Regions from separate parts of the Mus musculus genome. Here region 2 is linked to region 1. The links are chromatin loops, found by intact Hi-C in ENCODE. Cell type or tissue: heart. All regions are shown on one strand. Links, peaks and the distances in the headings refer to the core of each region. The heading gives the core; the rest is flanking DNA. Region 1 has its middle 16 kb from the start of 1700048B10Rik. Region 2 has its middle 18 kb from the start of Gm46414.

Region 1 (11,091 bases), core at 3,361-8,360:
TTACGGTCTCATGACGGTATTTCTCAGTCAGTGTGTGCATTTGTAATCCAAAGGCATTTAAGGTTGTAGGAACACAGACAGAGAAATATCATGAACACTGCTGTATCATTCAATAGAAAGACAATGCAAACATTTGTCTAAGGGAACCTGAGGTCAGAGAGAGAAGGTTAAACCGTTGTCTTTCATTTTCTAGCCTTGCTCCTTCCTTCAGTCCCCAGAACCAACCACTCTCTGAATCTGGCATGTTTCCATTGCTTAAAAAGTATCGTTTGCATGGTTTAAAAATGTATACAGGGTAACTTCAATTGAAAATTAAGTTTAAAATCTATGCAAGTAGCAATGTACCTTTTGTTTCATGTTGCATTCTCTGTCTGTGTCTGTCTGTGTGTGCACCATTCTTAGACAGATACTTGCATGCAAAAGTTGTGTGCTCTCACCAGGCCTGTTTTTCAGTGATCACCTTTGCAGTACAAATATCCTCTCCACAAAGGCGCTGGAGGATGGCTCCCTGAGGCTCTTACTCAGTGCCAGTAGCCGGTCGTCAAGTGTGCAGGGATGATTCCAGCCTTCCAAAGCATCCACCTACATATGTCCGTCTATTGGCTTGCCTGTGTGGAATGCCAATAAAGACACCTGCATCTATGGCTGTGTGTGATGTCAATAGAGACATCTGCATCTATTGGCTTGCCTGTGTACGATGATTTAAACGTGAAACGTCCCTTATAGGCTCACTCATGGGTTTGACCACTTGGTCAGCCCCAGTTGGCGGTGCTGTTTAGAAGGTTGTGAAGTGTTTAGGAGCTGGCTCTTGCTGAGGGAGTGGGTCACAGGACAGGTTGATAGGTTTTGTAGCCTGGCCTTACTTCCTGTCCATTCTGCTTCCTGACTGTGTGACCAACAGTATGACCAGCCTCCTCATGATCCTGCTGCTATGCCTCCCCCACAATCCCACAACGATGGATAGAATCCCTTTTTTTTTGTTTTTGTTTTTTTTCGAGACAGGGTTTCTCTGTGTATCCCTGGCTGTCCTGGAACTCACTTTGTAGAACAGGCTGGCCTCGAACTCAGAAATCTGCCTGCCTCTCTGCCTCCCAAGTGCTAGGATTAAAGGAGTGCGCCACCACCGCCCGGCTAGAATCCCTTCTTGTTTCGCCTGTTTGTTGAGACAGGGTCTTTCTACGCATCCCTGCCTGTCCTGGAACTCACTATTTAGATCAGGTGACTTTAAACTCACAGAGATCTGCCAGCTTTGCCTCTTGAGGGCTGGGATTTAAGGGTCTGTACCACCATGTTGACTAGAATACCTTCTTAAGCTGTCAGTCAGAAGAGTCCTCTCTCTTAAATTGATTTTTGTTGGTCACAGCAATGAGAAAATTACTAATACACCAACTTCATCTAAAATGTTCAGCATTGACAAACACTCCAGGACACACTGTAAATGAAAACTTTCATCCTTGGGAAAATAGTTTTAAAGATTTGGTTTTTTTTATGTGTATGAATGTTTTATGTGTGTGTGTGTGTGTGTGTGTGTGTGCACGACATGTACACCTGCTGGGTCCCTGTGTTCTGGGGCTGTGAGCCACCATTTGGGTGTTGGGAATTAAACCTCTGCGAGTGCTCTTAATCACTGAGCTATCTCTCCATCCCTAACGAAATATGATTTTAAAGCTTATTTACTTTTATTTTATGTTGTATAAGTATTTGTCTGCGTGCGAGTGTGTGTATTACATGTGTGCAATGCCCATGGAGGTCAGAAGAGGGCGTTGGATCCCCTGGAACTGGAGTCACAGGTGGTTGTAACTTTTATGTGGGTGGTGAGAAACAAACAGAGTCCTCTGCAGGAGTGTGCTCATAATCACGGAGTCAACTCTCTGGACCTGGGGAAGTGATTTGAAAACACAGAAGGAATTTGAACCTAAGAAATCAAAGTTGGATTCCAAATAACTTAGTTTTTAGTGGAAAAACCAAGAAAGTCCTGTGTGATTTGACTGGTCTTCTAAAGAGAAATTTTGTTGTTCTAATGGGTTCTCCTTTTTCTTCCTGTGTTGTCCCACCTCCAGCTCTGGAACAGCCCTTCAGTCTTTACAAGCTTCGCATGGTCTGCTCGAAGAACACAAAGTGGCACATTAACTCCTGTGTCAGGGTAATGCGTTCTTTACTCTCATCTTCTGATTATTTCCTGGGAGAAAAGAGAATTCTTCCTATTTTACAATTTCGAAATATGATTTTGTGACAGACCAGTTTTTTCAGAGTTTATGGGTCGAACATCAAAAAGGAACCATCTAGTCCGAGGAAGCTCTCTTTCTGTGTTAGACAGAAATGGTCCCCAGGGCCAGTGAGATGGCTCTGTGAATAAAGGCCCTTGCTGTCAAGCCTAGTGACCTAAGACGCACATGGTGGAAGGAGAATACTCACTCCTGCAGGTTGTCCTCTGACTTCCATATGTGTATTGCAGCATGAGGGTGGCTACACACACACACACAAAATAAACGTACAAATGCAATAAAAATTGAAAATAAAACCTGTACAAATGTAGATTTTCAGTGGAGCTAAGCCAGGTCTTGCTATATAGCCTAAACAGGCCTGGAACTTACTGTGTAGGTTAGGATCACCTAGGACTTATGACCCTCCCATCTCTGTTACCTAGTGCTGTGTGGTTTAATTATGCATGGTGCAGGGAGTGGCACTATTAACTATTAGAGGTATGGCCTTGTGGGAGTAGGCATAGACTTGTTGGAGGAAGTGTCTCTCTGTGGGTGTGGGCTGTCAGACTCTCTAGATGCCTGGAAGAGGCAGTCTTCTCTTGACTGCCTTTGGATCAAGATGTAGAACTTTCAGCTCCTCCTGTTCCATGCCTGCCTGGATACTGCCATGCTCCCACCTTGATGATAATGGACTGAACCTCTGAACCTGTAAGCCAGCCCCTATTAAATGTTGTCCTCTATAAGAGTTGCCTCGGTCATGGTGTCTCTTCACAGCAATGGCAAGCCTGAGTAAGACAACATGCTACTGTGTGTTTTGAGAAAACAGAAAAGTCACCCACATTTTGAAGCTTCGCTGTATCAAGCAGGCAATGAGTTAAATTTAATTTGCCCACTTATGTTTCTGCTGCCTGGCAAGTAGATAGGTAGGGGACCTCATGTTTGAACAAGATGTCCTCAGTCATTTGTCTTACGCTTTCTTAGATTTCATTAAAATATTCATAAAAAAGAAGAAAATATGAAACAAGTCGAATTAACTAAGAATTAAGGGAAATGTTTGTGTATACTTGCTTGATTCTCACATCTGACAGTTCATGGGCTCCAACGGAACCAGCTCTATCCAAGCAATTGGCACACGCTACCTTTTGGAAATGCAAATCAAAACTACCTTGAAACTGGGCACAGTGGTCTTTGCCTGTCATCCCAGGATTCTGGTGGCTAATGCAGGAGGGTCGCTGTGTACTTAAAGCCATCTTGGGATACATGGTGAGAACCTGTCTCAAATTACCCCCAAACAGGTAAAGTCATGCACTGAGATTCCATTTCACTAGTCAGGATGGTTACCATGAAGAAATCAGTGCATGCTATCAACGACGTGTGCCAGGGGAGGAATCCATTTGCAAAGTCACTAAGAATATAAATTAGTGCAACCAAAGTGGAAATCAGAAAGTTTCTCAGAAATGAAAAAGGAGAACCTTGGTAGGTCTGGCTCACCTACCCCTGGAGAGCTAGATTAAAATACAACAATACTGCTGTACCCATGCTTATCGCTGCTTCATATTCGACAGCCAACGGATGCAATTAGCATAGGTGTCCACCAACAGATGAACGCATAAAGACATAGAGTTTTAGTCAGCCTCAAAGAAGCGTGGAATTGTATCATTTTGAGGGAAATGGATGGCAAAAGGATCTTTGATGGAGCATTGAGTGGTTAGACCACCACGATCCAACTGTTTCTCAATTGCACCACCATCTGGAGACCAGGAACCAGATTCAATACAGGAGCCTTTGGGCTGCCTCATGGTTTGGATACGATTCATGGATATCTAGTGAAGGATGGATGAAAAATGTGACCAGTGATTAAGAGGAACTCAGTCCGGCATCTCCCCAAGAGCTACCGTGAGATGTGCACAGCCCAGTAGAGACAGAAACTTCATCGACCAGAGTATCTGCTTAACAGAGATTGAAATAGGAATGATCTCATTTTGCATGAGTGAGCTCCTCTTTCAGCTCCACGGTATGCAGTGCCAGGGATGGTATTGGGGCTCTGTGCATGCTGGGAAAGCTCTCCATCAACTGGGCTACATACCTAGTTGTTTGATTGGAGACGTAGGGTTGGAGGAGCAGAGAGTCCCACCTCTTGCTTCAAAGGCAGCTTGGAGAAGACTAGCTTCCAGGCAAGTAGGAAGAGGGTCTTAAAACCCACACCCACAGTGACATACCAACAAGGCCACACCTTCGAATAGTGCTGCTCACTGGGCCAAGCATATACAAACTGTCACCACATCTTTGTTTCTCATTCTAGTTCACTTGATGTCCTATCCCTTTAATAAGAATAAAGAAAAAAAATAAAGAAAACCCCACCAAGAATATTTTAGCAGTACCCCCCCCCCCATTCTCCACTTGGATGGAGCACACAACATTCTTTTCAGATACTGTAAAACACTGGCTTTGCAAAAAGTAGGGGTCACATCCCAAACACAGTCCTTTTTTTTTCAAGGTCATTATTTATTTGTTCCTCTTAAAGACTCATTTTTGACTGGACTCAGACTTAGAAATAGAGGCTCTTAGGGAGAACAGCCTACGTCTCTTGGCAATCTGTTCCTGGCGCTTTTCTTTGGCTTCCTCCATTCTCTTGGCCAAAAGTTTAGCGTAATCTGCAGCCTCCTCCTTGTTTTTCTTTGCGTTGTTTCTTCAGAGAAATATGTCAGCGTTTGTGTTGCAGGACCCGTAGAGTAACAAGACATTGATTGAATCTTGGGTGCTTTGGTCCTGGGCTTCTTACCTTCTTTGTTTAAGGGCTTCCTGACAACATACTGGCGGACATCATCTTTTTGGAGAGATTAAAAAGCTTTCGGATTCTACTAGTTCTTTTAAGTCCCAACCGACAAGGCACAGTAGTATCTGTCAGTCCAGGAATATCCTTCTCTCCTTTCTTTACAATGACCAAGTTGAGAACACTGAGATTAGCGTCCACAATGCATCTGCGAACAGACTTGCGCTTCCTCTCTCCAGTTCTCCTTAGTCTGTAACAGGAATGCCCCCTATTCAACAGCAGGCGCACTCTGCCATGGGTCAGAACACCTTGCTTCATGGGAAAACCTTGCTTGTCATTCCCACTGCTGATCCGGACCACACAACCCTTTCGCTCTTCACCAAGAGCAGCAGCAGCAGCAATTTCTGTATCCATGCGCTTCTCATAGAACGTGTAAAGCTTGCGTTCGTCATCCACTTCAATGCATTTCTGACAGCCAGTGGCAGGGAAGGAGATGTTTAGCTTCATCTTGACACAGCTGATGGCCTAGGAGGCGTCACAAAAAAGAGAGCCCCAACACAGTCTTTCAATTTAACCCCCAAGAGAAGCAACCATTATCAGTCCTAGAGACTGCATGGACACTTCCATGAAGACAGTATCTAAGGTGTTTGTGTTGTCGTAGCACAGTGTGTGACCCCCATGTTCACAACCACAGAGACTTTGCAGAGCACCATTGATGTGTGTCTCGAGCCTGTGATGGGAACACCAGCAACAGAATGGCTTTGCTTTCCTGGTCACCAGCATCAAAGCTTTTTTCACTAAACTTTCTTCCAGGTTATGAGGAACGTGTGAATGTCAGGAGAGGGGATGAAGGGGTCTCACAGCGAGTGCCGGTCTGAGCTGAAGCATCCCTGGGAGAAACACCTGAGGATGTGTAAGAGGTGCTTGCTGTTCCACACCCATATCACCAGATGTGTCACACTACAGTTTTGTCTCTAAAATGCTTATCCTTTTCCTACAGTGCCACCTGCTGTCAGCTTCTAATATTGCAGTCTTCCCCATTGCTTGATCCACTCCTGGCCTGAGGTGAAATCAGAAAGGGAAGTTACTCTCTCACTACAGCAACTGTTGGTGGAGCACTTGGCACAGAAACACTAAAATGTACAGTGAAGGAGGAGGATCAAGGATCTTAAGGTCACCCTCTGCTCCAAATCCAGAAATCATCTGTTTCCTTCTAATCTAATAGAATGCACACTAGGTGACCTCAGGGAGTTATCCAGGAAAATTGAGCAGGATGAAAGTGCCAGACAGAATGGTGCACGCCATATTCTCAGTTACTCAGAATTCTGAAGCAGGAGGATTAATTGAACACAGGAGTTTAAGGCCAGTCTCTTAAACTAGCCAGAAATGGTGTCTCCTACCTGTAATTCCAACACCCAGGAGGCTTAGGTAGGAGGGTAGGAGTTGAAGGCCAGAGGGGATTCAAAGCAAGTTATAGGCTTTCTTGAACTATATAATGAGTCCCTGTCTAAAAAAATGAAACAAAAACCCCTGTATGTAGAAAGATAGATGATTGATAGACAATATAGACAGATATTTGATAGATAAGAGACAGGTATATATGTGATAGACAGAGGATAAGAATAGATTAAGTAGATTATCAGTGATATAAGATAAATAAATGCTTGATCATGGATAGTAGCTAAAAGGTAGATAGATAGACAGACAGACTGATCTGGCAACATAAGCAGAGGAAGAGAATACAGACTCTGTCTACTGGCTGGTTGTGTGTCAACCTGACACAAGCTGAACTTATCACAGAGAACGAAGCCTCCCTTGAGGAAATGCCTCCATGAGATCCAGCTGCAAGGCATTTTCTCAATTGGTGATCAAGGTGGGTGGGAGGTCGGGGGTGGGGGGTGGGGGTGGGGGTGGGGGTTGGGAAGGGCCCCCTGGGCTGGTAGTCCTGGGTTCTATGAGAAAGCAAGCTGAGTAAGTCAAGGGAAGCAAGCCAGTAAGCAGCACCCTCCATGGCCTCTGCATCAGCTCCTGCCTCCAGGTTCCTGCCCTGTGTGAGTTCGTGTCCTGACTTCCTTTGGTGATGAACAGCAGTGTGGAAGTGTGAGCTGAATAAAACTTTTCCTCTTCAATTTGCTTCCTGGTCATGATGTTTTGTGTAGGAATACAAACCCTGACTAAGACAAACTGCTACCAGCATAGTGGGGTATTCCTGTGATAACCTGACCATGTTTTGGGAGAACTGTGGAAGGACTTTGGAACTTTGAACTAGAAGAGCCATTGGAATGTTAAGAGCTCTGTGGGATGTTGTGTAGGAGCTTGGAAGATAATGTTGAGAGAAGTGCAAATGATGGAGACCTGGCTTGTGAAATTTCAGAGGGAAGATTAAGACTCTTATCAGGGCCGTTGCTATTTTGATTGTGAAGATTCTGTGGTTTTGGCTAGCTGGGGCTGAAGAATCAGCTGTGATTAACAAGATACCAGAACTACTAAAGCGAAACCTTTGCATTACTGAGATTATTGGTGCTGGTTAGCTGGAACTAAGAAGTTAGTGGTGATTAAGAAGAGACCAGCATCAAATATTCTGGGAAATGTTTCCTGAGAGCACAAAGAGGCTGTGTTCCAGAGATAGCCAAGGTTGTACCTCGTGCTACAGCTGGACTTGGAAATGTGTAAGAGTCACCCAGGTGATACTGGTTTTGAAGACATGAAGTAGTCATGAAGAGCAGCTGAGGTTCTGTGCTGTGAGAGGCCATGGAAGGCCACTAGTGAAAGTGCAGCCTCAGTTGCAATTGATGTCCCAGGACTGAAGGGGTCATGCAAAGGAGTTGAGGCTTGGCACCATGAAGAGAGCCTATGAGAGGCTATTCGTGAGTTCCAGTACTGTCTTAGTCAGGGTTTCCATTCCTGCAGAAAATAACATGACCAAGAAAGGGTTTATTCAGCTTACACTTTCACATTGCTGTTCATCACCAAAGGAAGTCAGGACTTGAACTCAAGCATGTCAGGAAGCAGGAGTTAATGCAGAGGCCATGGAGGGATGTTCCTTACTGGCTTGCTTCCCCTGGCTTGCTCAGCTTGCTTTCTTATAGAACCCAAGACTACCAGCCCAAAGATGGCACCACCCACAAGGGGCTCTCCCCCCTTGATCACTAATTGAGAAAATGCCTTACAGCCAGATCTCATGGAGGCATTTCCTTAACTGAAGCTCCTTTCTCTGTGATAACTCCAGCCTGTGTCAAGTGGAAACAAAACCAGCCAGTACAAGTCCTAATTTCCGTTGGTGATAAACAGTAACGTGGAAGTGTAAGCTAAAGAAACCCTCTCCTCTCCAACTTGCTTCTTGGTCATGATGTTTTGTACAGGAATAGAAACCCCGACTAAGACAGCTTGCTACCTCCCAACTAGTGTGTACAATTTAATTAATCTGTTTATGCTAATCCACATTTGCCACCTGTCCCATTACCTCTCACTCAGTACATCTGACTTCCTCCATGTCTGGCTGGCGAATCTCTCCCACCTTTGAATTTTTCCCACAGTTCCTCTCTCTGCCAACCTCCTTATTCTGCACAGATATAGGCTTGCAGATCTATATTAAAGCCAGAGAATGCCTCAGGCAGGTGAGGAAGAACAGAGATGACCTTCACAGAGTCCAAAAAAAAAAAAAAAAAGATACCCATCACAGTCACAGCTGGATGTCAGGCCCTCTAGCAGACTCCATAACCACTCCATCTAGAAACCGTGCGTCCCATGCCTGAGACCCTCTCCATGCTGTCCAGCACCACAGGTACTGAGTTTGAGGCCAGGCTGCACAATCTTCTGCAGATCTATATACACAAATATGTGCCAGGTTCTACTGACCTATGCCCTTTCCCAAACCACACATATTGGGTTTGTTGTTAGTCCCTCACCATTTCCACCCAAACTACACTGGTGTTATTTAAACTATGCTGAACTATCACGTGATGCCCTCCCACCAAAATTTTTAGAGATCAGGCTTTGCTGGACAACACTCCCAGGCTACCATTTCACATACAATGTTGGATATCAGAGTCTTCTAGACACACATTCACTTCTGCCACCCCACAAAGACCACTAGGCATCATGCCCAGCTGGACACACAAGGGCCATTGCCACATACACACATCTAGGTGTCAGGGCATGTAGTCCTCTTACCCGCCATACACTGTTAGATAGCAGACCTCTGAAGATATACCCTTCTGCTGAAGCCAAAGCCACATGTGTTTGGCAGGCCTTGCTGGGCTCTGCAAACTCAAATACACCTCTTGGTATCAGGTTCTGTCACACCTCCATCACTAACCAACATTCACTTTTAGGTATTTGCCCCTCCCTGCTGGTAGTCCTCTGCCATGTTCCAGGTACACATGATGTTTCAGGACAGCAGTATACATACATACACACACACATACACACACACACACAAACACACACACACAAACACACACACACACATACACACACACATACACACACACAAACACACACACACATACACACACATACACACACACAAACACACACACACACAAACACACACACACAAACACACACACATACACACACACACACACACACACACACACACACACAAACACATACACTCCACAAAGACTGCCAAGAATCAGGTCCTCCTGGACACCTCTCCCTGATCTCTGCCACCACACACACACTGTTATGCACTGGGCTCAGCTAGACAACCTTTGTCAACCTTCCATACATTGTTACCTTGTCTTACTAGACACTACCCCACATACTGTGCTAGGAACAAGGTCTTCTTGAACATGGTCCCTACAACACTGACACTAAAACAAACCCAGGGCCAGAAGAAGGTTTTCGAACAGAATTCTGCCAGACTTTCAAAGAATAGCTAACACCAATATGTCTTAAACTACTCAATAAAATAGAAACAGAGGAAACATTGCAAAACTCATTCTATGAGGCTACAATCACACTGACACCTAGGTCACACAAAGACTCAACAAAGAAAGAGAATTTCAGATTAATTTCATTTATCGACATTGACATCAAAATACTCAACAAGATACTTGTAAACTAGATCTAAGAACACATCAAAGACACCATCCACCATGATCAAGTAAGCTTCATCCCAGGGAGGCAGGGATGGCTTCATATATAAAATTCCATCATGGAGCCAGACGTGGTGGTGCACGCCTTTAATCCCAGCAGTCGGGAGGCAGAGGCAGGCGAATTTCTGAGTTCGAGGCCAGCCTGGTCTATAAAGTGAGTTCCAGGACAGCCAGGGCTATACAGAGAAACCCTGTCTTGAAAAACCAAAAACCAACCAAACAAACAAAAATTCCATCATGGTAATCCACCATATTAAAACACTGAAAGGAGAAACACCGCACAGAATCATTTCACTAGATGCTGAAAAAAAACTTTGAGACGTCCAACAACATTTCATATTACTAGAGACATCAGGGATACAAAGTGCATACCTAAACATAATGATGGCAATATATAGCAAGCCCATAGCCGACATCAAATTAAATGGAGAGGAACTTAAGCAATTCCACTAAAATCAGAGACAAGACAAGGCTGCCCACTCTCTCCCTGTGTATCCAACATAGTACTTAAAGTTCTAGCTGGGGCTATCAAACAAAGGAGATCAAGGAGATACAAATAGGAAAGGAAGAAGTCAAAGTATCATTATTCTCAGATGATATGATAGTATACATGGATGACCACAAAAATTATATCAGAGAATTCCTACAGGTGATAAACATCTCAGCAAAGTGACTGGATACAAAATTAATTTAAAAAAAATCTGTAGCCTCTAACTGTATTTTTTTCAAGGCTACTTTTAATGATGGTTTTATAATGCTTTAACCACCCTTTTAGCCCACCAGTCACTAGAGGTAGTGGATAAGAAAGGCTACTGGGGGAGTGGACCCTTTAGAAATGGTTCCTGAGGGCAAATATCATCTGCATTGTCAAGAAATCAGCAGTTCAGTTTACAGGTCAGCAGCGGCAGCTCTATCCACTTGCAAACACTTAAAGGATAAACAAACAGTCCAGTTCGGTATTGTCGGAATAGCAGCAGGGGTGGCATGAGCTAGCAGGAACAGCTAGGCC
Region 2 (11,091 bases), core at 2,248-7,247, 240 kb before region 1:
CAGGGCCTAAAGCTTGGCAGAACCATGTAGAAACCAGTGGGTTCCTCAAGTTGAGAATACAGTAGTGCTGGAGATAAGGCAGCTAGGCCCATAAACAGACAGACAGACAGACAGACAGACAGACAGACAGACAGACAAAGAGCTTCAAAGAGAATTCCCAAACTCTGTGGAGAGCTGTCTCTGACAGCTCAGCTGAATAGCTACCCCTTCTTCAGGAGGACTCTAGCCTAGGCCAACTGGTTTAGAAAATTACTCATCACTTGCCCAGGGCCAAGATTACCATGTGTCTTCACCAGCCAGTGAGTGAGGAACCTCACACATCTTAGATTCGAAGGCAGGCTCCCTGCAGAAATCATGCTTGTGTGGTGGGGAATAACTAACCCTAGACTAAATGTTGCTATGGGTAAAATGTAGCTTAGGGCTCAGCCCTGAAGGGGACATCTATATAAAGCTGCAACCCAAAGCTCAAGAGACATCATGGAGAGGAGGCAGAGAGGACAAAAGCTGGAGGATGAGGAGGTTGTCTTGTAATGTTGTCTTCTGAACATATGGTCCTCACGCTCACAAATTCATCGGCCTGTGATTCCAGCTGCAGGAGACAGACACCCTCTCCTGGTGTCCGCAGGCACTGAATACATTGTGGCATGCTGACATGCACACGAGCAAAGTTCTCACACATGTGAAATAAGAATAAATAAAGTCCTTAAAAAGAGACCAGTGAACACTCTAGCATGCAGCACTAAGTGGATTCATGTCCAGATTGACTGATCTCATCTGTCCCCTTCCATGCCTTGCTTTCTCTCAGGGCCAGTATAGCCAAAGACGGTCCCATGTGACAAGGGTAGTCCACCAAATCGTCTCCCTGACCCACGGTCAACTGTGCCAGGTAACACAGTCACACAAGGAAAATGCATCATGTTTACAGACCCAAGGAGGACAGTCTTCATGACGTCTTCTGATTCTGCCACTACAACAGTCTATAGATAAGAACATAAACCGCTTTCATTTAACCGTATTTACTTCTATTTACATGTATATGAATGTATGCTAGGTATGTGGTTTATTTACTTCTATTTATATGCATATGGATGCATGGTACATATGAAGGGTTGCCACAGAGGGTAGAAGAGGGCATCTGATCCCCTGGAGCTGGAATCATAGGTGTTTGTGAGCTGCCTGACACGGGCGCTGGGAACTGAACTCAGTTCTTCTAGAAGAACAGGAATTCGTATTAGCCCCCGAGCCATCTTTCCAGCCCTGAATATAACACATTTTTAAGACTCATAAACCAATGGAAACTAGCCAATACACGCAGCTGGGAAAACATCAATCCCTTTTGGAAAACAAATCACGTTGGAGCCTTTTATGATGTACATCAAAGTAAACACTGATGATATTGGAGACTTAAATATAAAACTGATACCATGAAAACAGAGCAAATGGAACATGTAAGCAATTACTTTCCCCTGCGTTAAATAAGGACAGAGTTAGAGACGTGATCCTCTCTGGGGTGGCTTTTATCTCCCTCCAGTTTCTGAGATGGAACCCAGGGCCTTGGGCTGGTTAGACGAGGCTTCTCATGCTGAACTTAGAATGGTCTAAACCCTCTAAGTTGTAAAGCATCGTACGTGCCAAGACTTTGTGAGAGAAAGAACACCCCAGGAAAGTCACTCCTGCACACACATTCTGCCACCAGCGGAATTACAAATGAGAGCAACGTGTTTGATAGTTAGAATGTAACCATTCATGTTTTAAGTTTGAAAAATATCTGGGAGTTTGTGTGTGTGTCCGCAGTAGAGCACGTGCCCCACATGAATGGGGCATGAGGCCCTGAGCTTGGCCCCTAGCACCACAGAAGGCGACGGGTGTAGAGGATGAGGAAGGAGAAAAGAAGGAAGGGAAAGAGGAAGGAAAGATTAATTCTTAAAATCTTTACACATTGAGACTACAGAAATAGCTCAGTCCTTAAGAGTACCCGCTGCTCTTTCAGAGAACCTACGTTCAGTTCTGGGCACCGGCATCACGTGACTCTCAACTGCCTGTAACTCCAGCTTGTGGGAAGGATTCGACTCCCTCTTCCTGTCTCTGCGGTTACACACATACTCGCAAGACTTACGCGCATATATAAGTAATAAAAATAAATATTTTGAAAATCTTCCAGGGCTGGGGAGATGTCTCGGTGGTCAAAGCACTTGTTTTGCAAGCGTGAGCACCTGAGTTCAGACCCCGGGCAACCATAGACAATCAGGCTGGGACGGCAAGCACCTGTAACCCCACGGGAAGAGACATGCAGATCCCTGGAGCTGGCAAGCCAGTCTGGCCAAAATGCTGAACTCTGGGTCCAACGCGAGACCCTGCCTCAAAAAAAAAAAAAAAAAAAAAAAAAGAGAAGTGGCCTGGTGTGATGGCTCAAGGGGTGTTGGTGCTTGCTACGGGGGAGGGTGGGGGCCTGGGGGTGGTGTCAACCTGAGTTTTATCACAGGAAACACACAGGAGGAGAGAACTAACTCCTTGTCATTGTCTTATGTCTTCTGCATGAGTGCTATGGCTTGGGTAGACACATGCATACACACAACACACACACTCAGACACACTCACACAAACACATGCACACTAAATAAGTAAATGCCAGGCATGGTGACATACACCTTTAATCCAAGCACTTGGATCTCTGTGAGTTCCATGATGGACAGGGCTGTGTAGACAGACCCTGTTTCAAAATAAACAAACAAAAACAAATAAAATGGAGAAGTGTTTAAGATAAACACTCATCATGAACCTTTGATCTCGACACAGGTGTGCACTCATGTACAGATGCCACACACACAAAATATTAATCCTTAAACATAAAAATATTCCCTGTTCCTCTCCTCACCCCCTTTCTCACCCAGTTCCCTCCCTCCATCCACCTCCGATCTCTGTTTTATTTCCCCTTCTGAGTGAGATTCGAGCATCCTCCCTTGGGCCCTCCTTGTTACTTAGTTTCTTTGGGTCTGTGGATTGTAGTGTGGTTGTCCTGTACTTTATGGCTAATGTCCACTTATAAGTGAGTATATACCATGTGTCTTTCTGGATCGGGGCAACTTCACTCAGGATGATATTTTCAAGTTCCATCCATTTGCCTGCAAATTTCATGATGTCTTTGTTTTTAGTAGCTGACTAACATTCCATTGTATATATGTACCACATTTTTTTTATCCACTCTTCAGTTGAGGGTCATTTATTGACATTATTAACGATACTCTGCTATACCTACAAACAGGAACCTAGCATAATTGTCTCCTGGGAGGCTTCATCCAGCAGCAGATGGAAACAGATGCAGAGACCCATAGCCAAACATCAGGCAGAGCTCAGGGAGTCTTGTGGAAGAGGTGGGGTAAGGATTAAGGGAGCAGGAGTGGTCAAAGACACCACAAGAAGACCTACATAGTCTACTGACCTGGACCCACGGGGGCTCACAGAGGCTGAAGCACCAACCAAAGGGCATGCAGGGGCTGGACATAGGCCCCCTACACATCCATAGCAGGTATGCAGCTTGGTCTTTATGTGGATCCTCTAACAGCTGGAGTGGGGGCTGTCTCTGGCTCTGTTGCCTGCCATTAGATTCCCTTCCTCTTGGCTGGACTGTCTGGTCCATCCTCAGTGGGAGAGGATGCACTTAGTCCTGCTTTGACTTGATGTGTCCAGGTGGGGTGGTACCAGTGGGGGCCTTCCCTTCTCTGGGAAGGGGAGAGAGTAATGGGAGAAGGGATTTGTAAGGGTGGGACCAGAAAGAGAGGAGGGAGGGGGCTGCAATCGGGATATAAAGTGAATAAATAAATAAATTCATGAAAAAAATAAGTATTTTAAAAATCTTCTGGCCTACTAATTCCACTTCTGGGAATAGACACAAGGGAAATTACAAGATAAAGGTAAAATGTCTATCAGCAGGGATTAGCAACAAGGATATTACAAGAATTTTGCATCTGATGTTCAAAAGCACAGCAACCGATGCTCAACCATCTGAGAGTAAACTGAGGCTCTCAAGGTGGAGTACTACGTAGTCATTAAAAGAGTCCAGGGAGACCTGTAAGCTGAAAGAACTTTTCAGCACATGCCATGTGCCTGTGGAGACTGGGCAGCTGTGGGACCTCTTGGCTTTATTGTATTTCCAGCATTTTGCATTTTTTTTTCCTCCTGGGGAATTCTTTTTAGCTTGGAGTGATGGGCCCCCTGCTGGTAGAGTGTTCTCTTAAAAACCCTCAAAACTTTATGACATGTGAATGCAGTCTCCTCTTAGGGAACAAACTCATGAGATACTAGAGCCCTATCTACCAACCCAAGAGATAGAAGACTGGTTATTTGTTTGACAGTATGCGGGTGCATTTTAAATAAGAGAGCAAGAGGGGGGCTGAAGGGTGTGGTTCAGTTGGTAAAGTGTTCAGCTAGCTTGCACAAAACCCTGAGTTCCATCCCTAGCATGTTATAAACAGAGGTGCTGGCACACATCTGTAAGAACAGCACTTGGGGACTGAAGGCCGGAGGGTCAGAAGTTCAAGGTCACTCTCAGCTGTATATCGAGTTGAGTTTGAGGTCATCCTGGGCCACAATAGGTTGTCAAAGAAAAGGGGGGGGCGCAAAACAGGAAGCAGGAATAGAAGCTGAGGAGGGAAGGGAAAATGGGGGGAGAGGAGGGAAAGAGAAAGGGGAGGAGGGAAGGAGGGAGGAGAACGAGGTTCAAATTCCCTTTCTAGTGGCAAGGGAAAACATTTGGCTCCCAGGAGTGTCAACCCCAAGACCCTGCTCCCTCAAGCTGTCTAGAGACTCATGTAAAATCTGACACAAGGCCTGGTTCTTTGTCTTGCATCTGTCAAGGAGGTGAGAATGTCCTAGCACACTGGCCTTGTCTAGCTGAAGGACAGGAGAGGAAGAAGTGGGGACATCTATGTGCCTGCTGCTCTAGGGGACATTTACTTGGAGCCTGTTCCTACACAACTGTTTTTCCTTTTCGTAGAATCACAAGAACAAAGGCATAAGCGATTTCTTCCCTCTTGCCCTAGACCCTGACCGTGAAATGCTCCCCAGCCCCACTCATTCCTCTCATCTAGAACTAAACTACCAAAACAACAGATACAGGCACTGGGGACACAGTTGCAGTCTTCTGCTGGCCCTGGAAAGACGCCTGGACAGACAGACGACTTTGATCTAGAATTCCAGGGTTTTAGTCCCAGAACACCTGAGCCTTATGTACTGTGAGCATATTCCCTTCTTGTGAAATCGTAGGGCTGGTTGGAAAGAAGTTGCACAGGGCTGTGCTGCCCTGGGCCCCCGTTCTCCCCACTCGCTGCTCAGAATGCCCTCAGACGCCTGTCACAGTGACCCTCAGAAACCTGTCACAGGGAACTGGATAGATGGCTCAATGGTTGAGAGCACTGAATGTTCTTCCCAGAGGTCCTGAGTTCAATTCCCAGCAATCACAGGGTGGCTCACAACCATCTACAATGAGATCTGGCGCCCTCTTCTGGCGTGCAGGCATAGGAGAAGGAGAAGGAGGAGGAGGAGGAGGAGGAGGAGGAGAAGGTGGAGGAGGAGGAGGAGGAGAAGAAGCAGCAGCAGCAGCAGCCTGTCACAGTGGCCCTCAGAAGCCTGTTACAGTGACTCTCAGGAAGCCAAACTCTGTCCAAAATCAGGGAGTGAGCAGGTGTTGAGATGAATTGGCATTGGCTTGGGGCAGCAAGTGACAGGGCTGGTCTCCCAGTGTCCTTGGTGTCCTCAGCTGAGCTAGGGAAGCTCGGAGCTTCCAGTCCTGCCTCTGTCAGTCTTTCAGGGACTGTGCCAGATACAGTGCATTTAACAACATCCCTCTTAATCTGTTTGCTCAGTTTACTCCCTGAGGAGCCCCCAGTCTCCTCTTGTTGGCACACTGTCTTCTTTCTCAGAGACCCCCATAGCAGGGTAAAGACTTCCTTCCTCGAGTGAAGACCAGACACCTTGAGTTTGAACACCTAGGGACGTGCTCTGACTTTGCCACTATGACAAGTGACAAACATTCACTCTTAGAACTTCTACTCTGGCTCCTTTAAGCGATTTCTTTAAAGCTAGAATTCTGCTATAGTGAAAAGCAGAAGAGCCTCTCACTAATGGCCACTTGGCAAAGGCAAGGTTTTGTTTTGTTTTATTTATTCTTTTAATTTATTATCACCTTATTTACTTGTGTGTGTGTGCGTGCACACGCTCGCATGCGTGCGTGCGTGTGCACACGTGCATGCGTACATGTGTCCATTGGTACACATGTGACATGGTATGCAGGTGGAAATGAACAACCCAGGAGGGTTGGTGGTATTAGGGTCCAAGAGTGGTTAAGGAAGAGTCCAGACTCAAATAGTATGCAAAGGCAAAGAGCGTTTACTCTGCAGAAATTGCCAGCATCTGGGGGTCAATCGTTCATCAAAATGGTGAAGACTCGAGGAACTCACAGGTCCTTTTATGCAGGGCTAGGGGAATCTCCCAGAAGGGTTAGGTAACCTCTAATATGATTGGTAGAGGCAGAGCAGTGATGTTAGTACAATTCTGATTGGCTACTCTGTTAGTTTCTCTATATTTGGTAAGGCCTTGGTAATTTCAGAAACCAGCTCCATTCTGGCCTTGTTAGCTCCTGCAGCCAGGTGTCCCAGGAGCTGGCTCAGCTCCAGACTTCTCCTTCCTAAGTCAGGGTTGTCACTGATCAGCAACCCTTGGCCAGAGGCTTCCTCTGAGGACCCAGTTTACTTCCCAGAGAAAATGTTTTCAATCCCAAGGTTTTGGAGCTCTCAATGGGAGGGGTCCCCTTTCTTACTCTCTCCATATGCTCTTTGGTCTTTCCTAGGTGGGTGGAGGATAACCACCAGGTGTGGGTAGGGGTTGTCACCTTAGAGAACCAGTCTCTTACAAGGGCTTTAGACACCATAGCCTGTGGCACTCTGGCCTGGAAGAGTTTAGGCGAGAAGGGACGGGAAGGGCATTCAGTGGGGAACACGGTTGCTCAGCTGCTTTGACCCCAGCCCCACCCCACCTGCTCTGGGATCAGTGTGGTGCAGTAAGGGACCAGAGGCGAACAGACGCTTAGAAACCAGTCTCAGGGAAGAGGATCTCTGAGTTTGAAGCTAGCCTAGTCTACACAGTGAGTTCCAGGCCTGTCAGCCAGTCAGGACTCTCTGTCTTTGTCTCTGTCTCTCTCTTTCTCTGGCACTGTGTATGTGTGTGTCCGCCCCATGCCCAGCTTTTTTTTTTTTTTTTTTGGTTCTGGGGACCCAACTGAGGTCCTTATGCTTGGGTGGCACACAGTTTATTGCCTCAGCATCTCCTCAGCCACTAGGCACCATGATACAGGCAAATACTATTTGTATAGAATGGGGCCCAGCAGCCCTCCAGACAAACTTGTCATAAACACAGAGTGACTGTTCTCGCACACCAGGTCCTGGATCCTTGTCAGGTGAGCTGATGAGTGGCCTGTGGGGTGGGAATGTGCAAAGAACCATGTTAGACTCTTAAACTTTGCACCTTGGGATCAGTGAAGGTGTTGATTGCCTTGAATCCCTGTGAAGAGTCGAATCCCTAGATAATTCTGAGGAAAAATTCCTTTCAACTTGGGGTTCTAGGCTCGACAACACATTTGTCCAGCGTACAAAGCATTAAAGACGTTTCCATGCCTCTCCTCGTACTTCAGTACTTCACATAACTGATCCTTCCTGCACCTTCCCTAAATAACTACTGAAGGAGATCCTGGGCAAAACTGAGAAAACACGAAAGCAAAGAAATATTGACTCTAACCTGGGAGAGTTGAGGGGAAGCCGCAGCAAGTAAAAAAGATGCCACGGGCATAGAGATCAAACAGTCTGGATTTGATGGGTTTATAGAAGTTTCCAGAAGTGAAGGTATCTGGGGAAAGAGAGAAACTAAAAAAAGCAAATAATTGAAATCAAACATTTTGAGACAATATAACAAAATGTAGCTAGAAAATTATACAAGTGGAAAACAAGGGGTGGGCTGGTGAGATGGCTCAGTGGGTAAGAGCACCCGACTGCTCTTCCGAAGGTCCAGAGTTCAAATCCCAGCAACCACATGGTGGCTCACAACCATCCGTAACAAGATCTGACTCCCTCTTCTGGAGTGTTTGAAGACAGCTACAGTGTACTTACATATAATAAATAAATAAATCTTTAAAAAAAAAAAAAAAAAAACAAGGGGAATAGCAAGGCAGAAATGTCCACATTATATATGCATTTACTCCACGGGGCCTCAAAAAACAATGTTCATATCACTTCCCTAATCTTGTATAGCGTGTTGATGTAACTGTATTTGAATGTGTGATCAAAAGTATAGATGCGTGAGATTAAAAAAAAATCTGTCATTGTGGAGATCTAGCTCACAATGTCTGACACTGATCAAACAATAATAATATAAGCCCACTGACTGGAAGCATGCAAATCACTCACAAACAAAACAGCCAAAAGGGATGTGCTGGCTGGTTTTCTGTGTCAATTTGACACAAGTTAGAGTCTTCAGAGAGGAAAGAGCCTCCATGGAGGAAATCCCTTCATAAGATCCAGCTGAGAGACATTTTCTCAATTAGTAATCAATGGGGAGGGGCTTAGCCAGCCCATTGTGGGTGGTGCCATCCCTGGGCTGGTAGTCCTGGGTTCTATAAGAAAGCAAGCTGAGCAAGCCATGGGGAGCAAGTCAGTATGCAGCATCCCTCCACGGCCTCTGCAACAATCTCTGCCTCCACATTCCAGTCTGCTTGAGTTCCTGTCCTGACTTCCTTCAGTTATGAATAGCAACATGGAAGTGTAAACTGAATAAAACCTTTCCTCCCGACTTGCTTTTTGGTCATGGTGTTTCATTGCAACAATAGAAACCTTGGCTAAGATAGGGAAGATTAAAAGTGACCATCTCGGGGGCTGGATAGATGGCTCAGTGGTAAAGAGCACTGACTGCTCTTCCAGAGGTCCTGAGTTCAATTCCCAGCAACCACATGGCGGCTCACAACCATCTGTAATAGGATCTGATGCCCTCTTCTGGTGTGTCTGAAGACAGCTACAGTGTATTCATATACATAAAATAAATAAATAAATCTTTTAAAAAAAAGTGACCATCTCTGGGGCTAGACAGAGGCTCATTATTTACAGTACTTGCTGCTCTTCAAGAGGACTAGAGTTCAGATCCCAGCACCTACATCTGCTGGCTCACAATGGCCCAGATCTCTAGCTCCAGGAAATCAACACCTTCTTGCCTCTAGGGACATATAAACACATGTGGCATACATTCTCATAGACAAATACCTATACACACACACACACACACAACTTTTTTTAAGTTATTATTTAAAAACTTATAAACAAAAACCATCACACGCTAAAATTGACCAGACTAAAAACATATATACATATTTTGTGTGTGCGTGTGTGTGTGTCTGTGTGTCTGTGTGGTGTGTGTGGCTCAATAACTTGAGGGAAAGGTTATCAGCAGGAATGTACTTTTGCTCTCTTTATTAACAGGTTTGATGCTTAAGAGCCTGTGTGTGGTGACTTTTGTCTCAACATCTGGAAATGGGACGTAATGAGTTCACTTAACAGAGTGAATAAAATTGGAGTTTTCACTGGGAGTGGCTCGCTTCTGTGATGGTTTGTAGTGGCAATATTAGAGGTGTGGCCTTGTTGGAGGAAGTGTGTCACTGTGGGCATGGACTTTAAGATCCTCATCCTAGCTGCCTAGAAGTAGGTCTTCTCCTGTTTGCCTTCAACAAGATGTAGAAGTCTAAGCTCCTCCTGCACCATGCCTGCCTGGATGTTGTCATGCATCCTGCCTTGATGATAATGGACTGAACCTCTGAACTATAAGTCAGCCCCAATTAAAGGTTGTCCTTGTAAGAGTTGCCTTGGTCATGGTATCTGTTCACAGCAGTAAAACCCTAAGACAACTTCCTTCAGCAGGATCCACCTCTGAACCCCTTAAGAAATGAAACAGGGATGTAGCTCCATTAGTCCTGAGCTTGCTCTGGGTGAGAGTCTCATCACCACATAAAAAGAGCATAGTGGTGCATACCTGTAACCCCAGGACTCGGGAGGTAAAGGAGGAGAAACTGAGGTGCAAGGTCATCCTCAGCTATCTATTGAGTTCAAGGCCAGCCTGGGCTACATGGGACCTTTCTCAAACAGAAAACCAAATGAAATGGGAGAAAACCGACGGAGAGGTTTTCCATCGGGCCAGCTCATAGATGCCCCATCTTGTGGTGCAGGCCAGCCAGAGGCAGAGTCTCGGATTCCTGGAGGCTCTGGAAACAGAGCTGGTACTCAGATGACTGGGTCTGAGGAGAGGGTTGACGGTGCTCTCTTTGCCCCAAACTTGGGTTGTGTTGCTTGCTGGATGTTAGAGGATTGGATCAACTTGCTCACACTGTCACGGCATTACGCCAGAAATTCCTCGAGAGCTTCAGCAACCGGGACTTATTTAGGAACATTCTAGAAAGTATGAGTTCAAGTGCAAGACACCATCGGGTTTGCTTGTATTTATCTGGGGATGCACGCATCATGGCGTGCCTGTTGGTGCTTATGACATCCAACAGGACTCAACTGGGAGGTCGAGGCGGTCAGCTCCCAGGGAGAGTCCTCTCCATGCCTGAGCTTCCAGCTTCCCCTTCCCACTTCAGGCCCTTCTCCATCACAGGATAAACATAACAATGAGTCACGAGAGCACAGTGTTTTCACTGTTGGGCTCTTTTGCCATTCTTTCCTCCCTGTCATGGAGTTGGGGGTGGGGGGAGGAAGGCCATCCCTAGACAAGGGACCTTAGAGGTTACTTTGAGACAAACATGCTTGGATCTGAAATAGGGTCAGGGACCAACCCTGCTTTCAGAGCCAGTTTCTCGGTGAGCTAAAACAGCACATAGAAATTCACCAATACAATCCACACTACAGAGCATTGGGAAGCAAAAGAAACGTATTCTAAATACTACCATTTCGTTTTTCAGACTCCACTTAATCAGAGGGAGAAACTAAATTCAAGGTCCCAGGCCCTAAGGGAGCTGGGGCCTTTTCTATAGCAGAGCAGCTTCTGTTGTGTAAACAGTTGTCT

What was found. Peaks named below come from ENCODE experiments on the same cell type or tissue, not always from the same donor. Only the 100,000 strongest peaks of a DNase experiment are listed, where the experiment ranks them.
Region 2: it touches region 1 in a loop (6-fold over the local background); 10 of 42 quality-filtered maps call a loop at or near these places.

What each region holds. Positions count from the first base shown.
Region 1 is chr13:50,944,615-50,955,705 of GRCm38, reverse strand. It overlaps the pseudogene Gm8779. Among named protein-coding and RNA genes, the nearest start is that of 1700048B10Rik, 16 kb to the right of the region's middle. In heart, for the core only: a CTCF peak has its summit at 5,996 (motif pointing left); a DNase peak (open chromatin) is centred at 5,985.
Region 2 is chr13:51,185,061-51,196,151 of GRCm38, reverse strand. No RefSeq gene overlaps it. Among named protein-coding and RNA genes, the nearest start is that of Gm46414, 18 kb to the left of the region's middle. In heart, for the core only: a CTCF peak has its summit at 4,213 (motif pointing left); no DNase peak of the experiment used is centred there.